Regions from separate parts of the Homo sapiens genome. Here region 1 is linked to region 2. Evidence: chromatin contacts called from ENCODE Hi-C or POLR2A ChIA-PET data. All regions are on one chromosome and are shown on one strand. Each heading gives the region's core, a stretch centred on a gene start or an enhancer-like site at or near the end of the contact. The rest is flanking DNA. Distances are from core to core; before and after follow the strand shown.

What was found. A loop is a pair of places that touch in the nucleus more often than their neighbours do. ChIA-PET counts read pairs that join two places held with the same protein, here RNA polymerase II (POLR2A). Pooled maps may share reads with other maps.
Region 1: a map with no recorded cell type shows a loop between it and region 2 (10-fold over the local background). The contact joins the promoter of GCFC2 here to the enhancer-like site in region 2. A Hi-C loop is called at or near these places in 9 of 37 single-sample maps with no recorded cell type and 6 of 50 pooled maps. POLR2A ChIA-PET finds 5 or more read pairs at or near these places in 2 of 52 experiments (Panc1 and activated B cell).

What each region holds. Positions count from the first base shown.
Region 1 is chr2:75,708,525-75,712,301 of GRCh38, forward strand. It overlaps GCFC2 (GC-rich sequence DNA-binding factor 2), which reads right to left and starts at 2,391. Exons shown (of 17, transcript NM_003203.5): 1 at 2,067-2,391. The coding sequence starts at 2,331. LOC105374813 (a long non-coding RNA gene) reads left to right here and starts at 2,415. Exons shown (of 3, transcript XR_940260.2): 1 at 2,415-2,510. RefSeq lists a silencer at 1,923-2,222 and an enhancer at 3,201-3,772.
Region 2 is chr2:75,430,380-75,433,905 of GRCh38, forward strand. No RefSeq gene overlaps it. Among named protein-coding and RNA genes, the nearest start is that of EVA1A-AS, 92 kb to the right of the region's middle. RefSeq lists enhancers at 2,358-2,437, 2,448-2,717, 2,918-2,997, 3,028-3,187 and a silencer at 2,788-2,877. Within about 2 kb of position 1,497, at least 3 of the 41 ENCODE cell types and tissues checked have a DNase peak (open chromatin) inside an H3K27ac peak, as active enhancers do.

The DNA of each region.
Region 1 (3,777 bases), core at 1,141-3,640, 280 kb after region 2:
TTTTTGAGATAAAGTCTCACTCTGTCACCCAGGCTAGAGTGTAGTGGCACAATCTCAGCTCACTGCAACCTCTGCCTCCCGGGTTCAAGTGATTCTCTGCCTCAGCCTCCTGAGTAGCTGGGATTACAGGCACCCACCACCATGCCTGGCTAATTTTTGTATTTTTAGTAGAGATGGGGTTTCACCATGTTGGCCAGGCTGGGCTCGAACTCCTGATCTCTTGATACACCTGCCTCGGCCTCCTAAAGTGCTGGGATTACAGGTGTGAGCCACTGTGCCCGGCCCGCAACTAACTTTTAAGAAGGGTTAGTTTATTACTTGTTGAGCTGTGTTATATTAAAGCACAACACCCTCAATGATCTAAAAATGCTATTAAGTACTCGTCTTAATCATGTATCTGTCAGAGGCTGTATTTTCTTCAAATACTTCAACCAAAACAAAATAGCACAAGAGATTAAAAGCAGAAACACCTATGACAATTCATCTGTCTTCTATTAATATTTTGCCAGACATTAAAGAGATCTGTAAATTGAAAACAATGCTACTCTTCCTTTTTTGGGGTAATACTTTTCACAAAAATCTTACTTATCCTTACATGTAATAGATTTTTTGTAAGTGAATTAATAAATTTTATTTTTAGTGTGATAAATATTGATAGGTATAACCTACTGAAACAAAAGCTCTTTGGAATCCTTAATCATTTCTAAGAGTCTAAAAGAGGTCCAATTCCCAAAGAGTTTGAGAACCACTATTCTAGAAGGCAAGAGAAAAGGAACTCCTGACTTCAACTTTCATCTACAAAGTTTAACCAGAAAACAAATATAAAAGGTCATGAAAACTTTAGACAAATAGAAGGTCACAAGAAAGACCAAGAAATCACGAAGATCATAAACCTGGAGGACATTATGTTACATGAAATAAGACAGGCACAGAGAGACAAACACCACATGATCTCACATATGTAATCTAAAAAAGTGGAAATCAGAAATCACAGAAGCAGAGAGTCGAGTAGTGGTTAGAAGGGACTGAGTGAGGTTGAGGGTAGTTGGGAAGATACTGGTCAAAGGGCACACATTTTAATTAGACAAGAGGAATTCTATTCTACAACACGGTGACTAAAATTAATAACAATGCATTGCATACTTGAAAATTAGTAAGAGTAGATAGTAAGTGTTCTCACCACAAAAAAAAGTAAGTACCTAAGGTAAAGCAAATGTTAATTAGCTCCATTTAGTCACTGTAGACACATTTCAAACATCATGTTGTACACTATAAGTATATACATTTTTTACTTCTCAATAAATTAATAAAAATCACTTTAATGACAATAAAAAATAATAGGAAGATTTTAGCTCTCAAGACTAACCAAAAACCGTATTCCTCATTAAGCTACAATTCCAACTCAGAGCAGCACATTTTATTTAAACAACTTTATGCTGCCTTACACCTGTATTTAAGAACTCAAAGGTACTTCAAAATGACGACACTATATCTAACACCATTACTGGTACCATCTACAGTGTCATGAATCTCTATCATGCTTCTTTGTGTTGTATATATTACTATTAGTTTTTGCAAATAACTGGTGAAAAAAGAAAATAAACAAAGGGGAATGTCCCAAAACCTAGATTCCTGTACTACTCTGGCTAAATGTTTTCAAGAAAGATAAGTTGGTCAAGTGTCTAAAAGGTACATATAACTTCTGCCCACTTAATAGTATTATAAATTATTGAACTTTGTTGTGACAGTTTAGGTTCTTCATAAACTTTGATAACTGTGTTAGTTATAACTGATGGAGTCAACTGATGGTGAAAACGAAGAGCCTCCCAACTGTACACGATTGTTTTATTTCCCCCAAGGAGTCCAAAAGGCAGATGCAGATAGCGGGCAAGTGCTCGAGCTATTTTCTCGCTCACTACCTTCTGGATAAGTCTTTCTGGATAAGACTCAGCATGGCTTGTGGTCGGCAGCAAGTTATAGAACCCCCAGAGAAGGATCCAGAGACCCCGCGGCCCCTTCCCGCCCTGTGCCGTCACCTCCCCGCTTCCCCGCGTCTCCCTGGACACCTGAGCCTTCGTCCGCGCGGGGAGCCGCTTTGGTGGCACGCCGGGAGCTCGCCCAGACCCGGCCCCGGCCACGAGGGCCCCGAACCCGGTGGGGCAGTCCCGCCACCTGCGCGCGGCCTCCTCCAGAGGGCGGCTCTTCCTCCGCAGAACCCGGGACCGGAAGTTCCCTCGGCGCCCCAGGCTCAGCAGGCGACTCCTCGGCGCCATCGCTGTCGCTGGAATCAGCCGCGCGCTGCCGAAAAGTCCTTTTCGGCCTGTGAGCCATGGCCGAGGCCCGAGCGCCCGGCGCCCTAGAACCCGCTGAACCGCAAGCCGCAGCTTCAGTGCCCGCCCCCTAGGGCGCGCTCCCGCCGCGCCTGGCCGCCGAGTGCGCGCGCCCGTCCCGCCTGCCTTCTGCTCACCGCTACTCTGTCTGCGCCTGCGTGCTTTGGCTCCCTGGATCTGGTAGGCCGAGTTCTGTTCTGGGGCCTGAGTTTGCAAAGCATTCCCTTTGCCAGGTTAGGTTGCGTGGACTGACACCTTAGAGATTTTCACGGCCTATCCGGTCTGAGTCCCACGGAGAGCAGAACTCACGTGCTGTCCTTGTGCAAACCCCATCCAGAAATCAAGCGTTATGCTTTCCGTCCTGGACTGGAGCCAGATCCGTTGTCTTTTACTTTCTGGAGAGAGTGCCCCCTCCAACCAAGATTTAAAACAAACGAAACCCCAGCAGTGTGAGGCTCGGGGTAGGAGGAGATGCCTTTGAGAACAAAACCATAAAGTCTGTACATAAACAATGCATACAGACTAGCAAAAATCAAATGACTTCCCCCAGGCAGCAGGGCTTCAAGAGAGCCTGGTTAAATGTTTTCACCCTTAAAGAAACTATCTAAAAACAAAAAGCTATTGTCTGACGCAAATTTGTTCTATATTCATCAAGCTCTGTCTACTACTGTATCTGTATGGTAGAAATACTATATAATGTTGAGCTACTGCACACCTGTTATCAACTCCATGTTTAGTGGCGTCATATTGAGAGGTGACAGCGGGCCAGCTGGAGTTCCGGGTGGGCATGGGCTTGGCGGGCCTGCACTCGGAGCAGCCGGCCGGCCCTGCCAGCCCCGGGCAGTGAGGGACTTGGCACCCGGGCCAGCGGCTACAGAGGGTGTACTGGGTCCCCTAGCAGTGCCGGCCCACCGGCGCTGTGCTCGATTTCTCGCCGGGCCTTAGCTGCCTTCCCGCGGTGCAGGGCTCGGGACCTGCAGCCCGCCATGCCTGAGCCTCCCATCCACTCCATGGGCTCCTGTGCTGCCCGAGCATCCCCGACGAGCACCACCCCCTGCTCCACGGCGCCCAGTCCCATCGACCACCCAAGGGCTGAGGAGTACGAGCGCACGGCGCCGGACTGGCAGGCAGCTCCACCTGCAGCCCCGGTGCGGGATCCACTAGGTGAAGCCAGTTGGGCTCCTGAGTCTGGTGGGGACATAGAGAGTCTTTATGTCTAGCTCAGGGATTGTAAATACACCAATCAGCACTCTGTATCTGGCTCAAGGTTTGTAAACACACCAATCAGCACCCTGTGTTTAGCTCAAGGTTTATGAGTGCACCAATCGACACTCTGTATCTAGCTGCTCTGGTGGGGCCTTGGAGAACCTTTATGTCTAGCTCAGGGATTGTAAAAACACCAATCGGCACTCTGTATCTAGCTCAAGGTTTGTAAACCCACCAATCA
Region 2 (3,526 bases), core at 247-2,746:
TCTGCTTCTGTCCACATCTCGTCTCTGACCCTGTCCCTTCTGCTCTTGTTTTGTAAGAACCCTTGTGATTACATCAAGCCTATCCAGATAATCCAGGATAATTCCCCCTCTCAAGATCCTTAACTTAATCAACCTCAACAAAGTCCCTTTTGCTACATAAGGTAACGTATTTGCAGGTTCTAGGAATCAGGATGTCAATAAAAAGAGGCAAATTCTGTAAGATATTTGAAGAGATTTATTCTGTGCCAAATACGAGTGACCACAGCCTGTCACACAGCCCTCAGGAAGTCCTGAGAACACGTGCCCAAGGGGGTTGTGTCAGGCCTCTGAGCCCAAGCTAAGCCATCATATCCCCTGTGACCTGCACGTATACATCCAAATGGCCTGAAGTAACTGAAGAATCACAAAAGAAGTGAAAATGGCCTGTTCCTGCCTTAACTGATGACATTACCTTGTGAAATTCCTTCTCCTGGCTCATCCTGGCTCAAAAGCTCCCCCACTGAGCATCTTATGTCCCCTGCCCCTGCCAGCCAGAGAACAACCCCCTTTGACTGTAATTTTCCCACTACCTACCCAAATCCTATAAAACGGCCCCACCCCTATCTCCCTTCTCTGACTCTCTTTTTGGACTCAGCCCGCCTGCACCCAGCTGGAATAAACAGCCTTGTTGCTCACACAAAGCCTGTGGTGGTCTCTTCACATGGACGCTGTGTAAGTTGGGGTGCAGCTTGGTTTTATACATGTTAGGGAGACATGAGACTTCAATCAAATACATTTAAGAAATACATGAGTCCAGTTCAGAAAGGCAGGACAATTTGAAGTGGGGGGCTGGGGGGAGCTTCCAGATTATAGGTGATTTTTAAATTTTCTGGTTGCCAAATGGTTGAGTTTATATAAAGACCTGGGATCAATAGAAAGAAAATAGATAATGTCTGGGTTAAGATAAAGGATTGTGGAGACTAAAGTTCTTAGTGTGCAGAGAAAGTCTTCAGGTAGCAGGCTTCAGAGAGAATAGATTGTAAATACTTCTTATCAGACTTAAGGTCTGTGTTGATGTTAATGCCAGAGAGGCGTAATGAGGCATGTCTGAGCCCCACTTCCTGCAATGGCCTGAACCAATCTTTCAGGTTAAATTTTAAGAGTGTCCTGGCTGAGGAGGAAGTCCATTCAGATGGTTGGGGTGGGGGTGGGGGGGTTAGAATTTTATTTTTGTTTTACAAGGACTTAGGTGTTTTTGGGGAACATAATTCAGCCTACCATATCATGCAAGAGAATTTAAACTGTACTGTGTCAGCCAGGGGTTAAAATCTTAATGCCTACCAGGGCTAGGCAGGTAAAGAAGCATCTTAGTCCATTTTGTCCTGCTATAAAAGAATACTTGAGGCTGGGCAATTTATAAAGAAAAAAGATTTATTTGGCTCACAATTCTGGAGTGCTGAAAAGTTCAGGATTGGGCATTTGCATCTGGCAAAAGCCTCGGGCTGCTTTCACTCATGGCAGAAGGCAAAGGGGAGCCAATGTGTACAGAGATCACCTGGTAAGAGAGGAAGTGAGAGAAGGAAACTCTAGGTTCTTTTTTAATAACCAGCTCTCATGGGAACTAATAGTATGAGAACTCATTCATCTCAACCCCTCCCCAGAGAAAGGATTAATCTATTCATGAGGGATCCACCCCCAGTGACACAAATACCTCCCAGTAGTTTCCACCTCCAACACTGGGATCAAACTTCAATGTAAGATTTGGTGGGACAAACCAACCATATACAAACTCTAACAGAAGTAAATAAAGCAGTCTGGTTATTAGCCAACAGGAAAAAGTGAAGAAAGTGAAAACTCAGAGAGTACTATCTAAAGTGAGTTCTGAGTGTTATCAAAATAAATGCAAACCAGTGTTGCCTGATTACCTGATTCTTTTGGAGAAGCTAAGATCCAGATATTTATGTAAATTTTACCAGTTTTATAAACAATTTTCCAGTCTCTACTGGAATCCTACAAGGATTTTCATGTTAGGAGTTCCTGGTACTAAAATACCTCTGAAGACAGCATTGAAGGAAAGAGGCTAGGAATTAGAATGAATCAGAAAAAACTGTAACAGTGGATAAGAATGCAAACCATAGAGGAGAATAAAATATTTTAAAACCATATGCCCAACAAAGGACTAATGTCAAGAATATATATATATTTTAAATTCTCCAAATTCAATAACAAAAAAGCTAACAATCCAAGTAGAAAATGGGCAGGAGGCATGAAAAGGCATTTCGTCAAAAAACAAATACAGAAGATAAATAAGCACATGAAAAGATGTTCTATGTTTTTAGCCATTAGGAAAATGCAAATTAAAGCCATAGTGAGATACTACTACACATCTATCAGAAGCTCTAAGATAGAAAGAATGACTGCAGTCAAGATGGCCAACTAGAAGCAGCAGTGATCAGACGCTCCCACTGAAAAGAACCAAAACAGCATGCAAATCCAGCACCGGCAACCAAGGTATGCAGGTTCTGTCATCAGGACTGACCCTAGGCAGCTGGCGTGACCCACAGAAAGAAAGGAAGAGCAGAATGGTGCAGTGGCCCACCTGAGAGCCACACAGGACAGGGGAGCTTCCACCCCCCAGCCAAGGAAGGTGGTGAGTAAGAGTGCTATCCAGCCTGGGAAACTGTGCTTTTCCCATGGAACTGTGTAATCCACAGATTAGAAAATCTCACTAGTGAGCTCACACCACTGGGGCCTAGAAAACCACAAAGCTGAGCAGATTCTCAACAGCCACTCAGCTAGAAACTGCTTAAACAGGCTGAGTTCCTGGTGGGGAGGGGCAGCCGCCTACTGTCTAAGCCTTCCAAGAGACTTGGAGGAAGGGCAGCAGCCAACAATGGGACTGCTAGCTGTCTAATACACTAAGCTCTTGGGGTAGAGGAAGGGTGGCAGCCATCTCTATAGCTCCAGGCTGCACTTTTCCCTGGCTGGAGCCAGGGAGGCTGGAAGGCTTGGTCTTAAGAGGTTATTCCTCACAGGGCAACACACAGGCTGTGGCAGACTGCAGCCAGAGTGCATCTTCAGGCCTGACCCTGACCCATCCCTCCTCACTGGGGTGCCTCCCTGGAGGAACTCCAACAACTCCATTCAGGGGCTCAGGGACAGAACTCTGATGTCCCTGGGCCTGAGCTCCTAGGAGGAGGAGTGGCTATATTCTCTGCAGACCAGCAGACTTAGTCTTTCCTCCTGCTAGTTCTGAGTAATCCGGGCAACTCAGACGAGTGAGTTTCCCCCCAGCATGGCACACCCCCTCCACCAAGGGACAGCCAAAGTGCTTTGTTAAATGGGTCCTGCTCCCCGTGCCACCCAACTGGGTGAGACCCCAATAGATGCAGAAAAGGCCTTCGATAAAATTCAATGCCCCTTCATGCTAAAAACAGTTAAAAAAACTGGGTATTGAGGGAACATATCTAAAAATAATAAGAGCTATTTATGACAAACCCATAGCCAATATTATATTGAATGGGCAAAAGCTGGAAGCGTTCCCTTT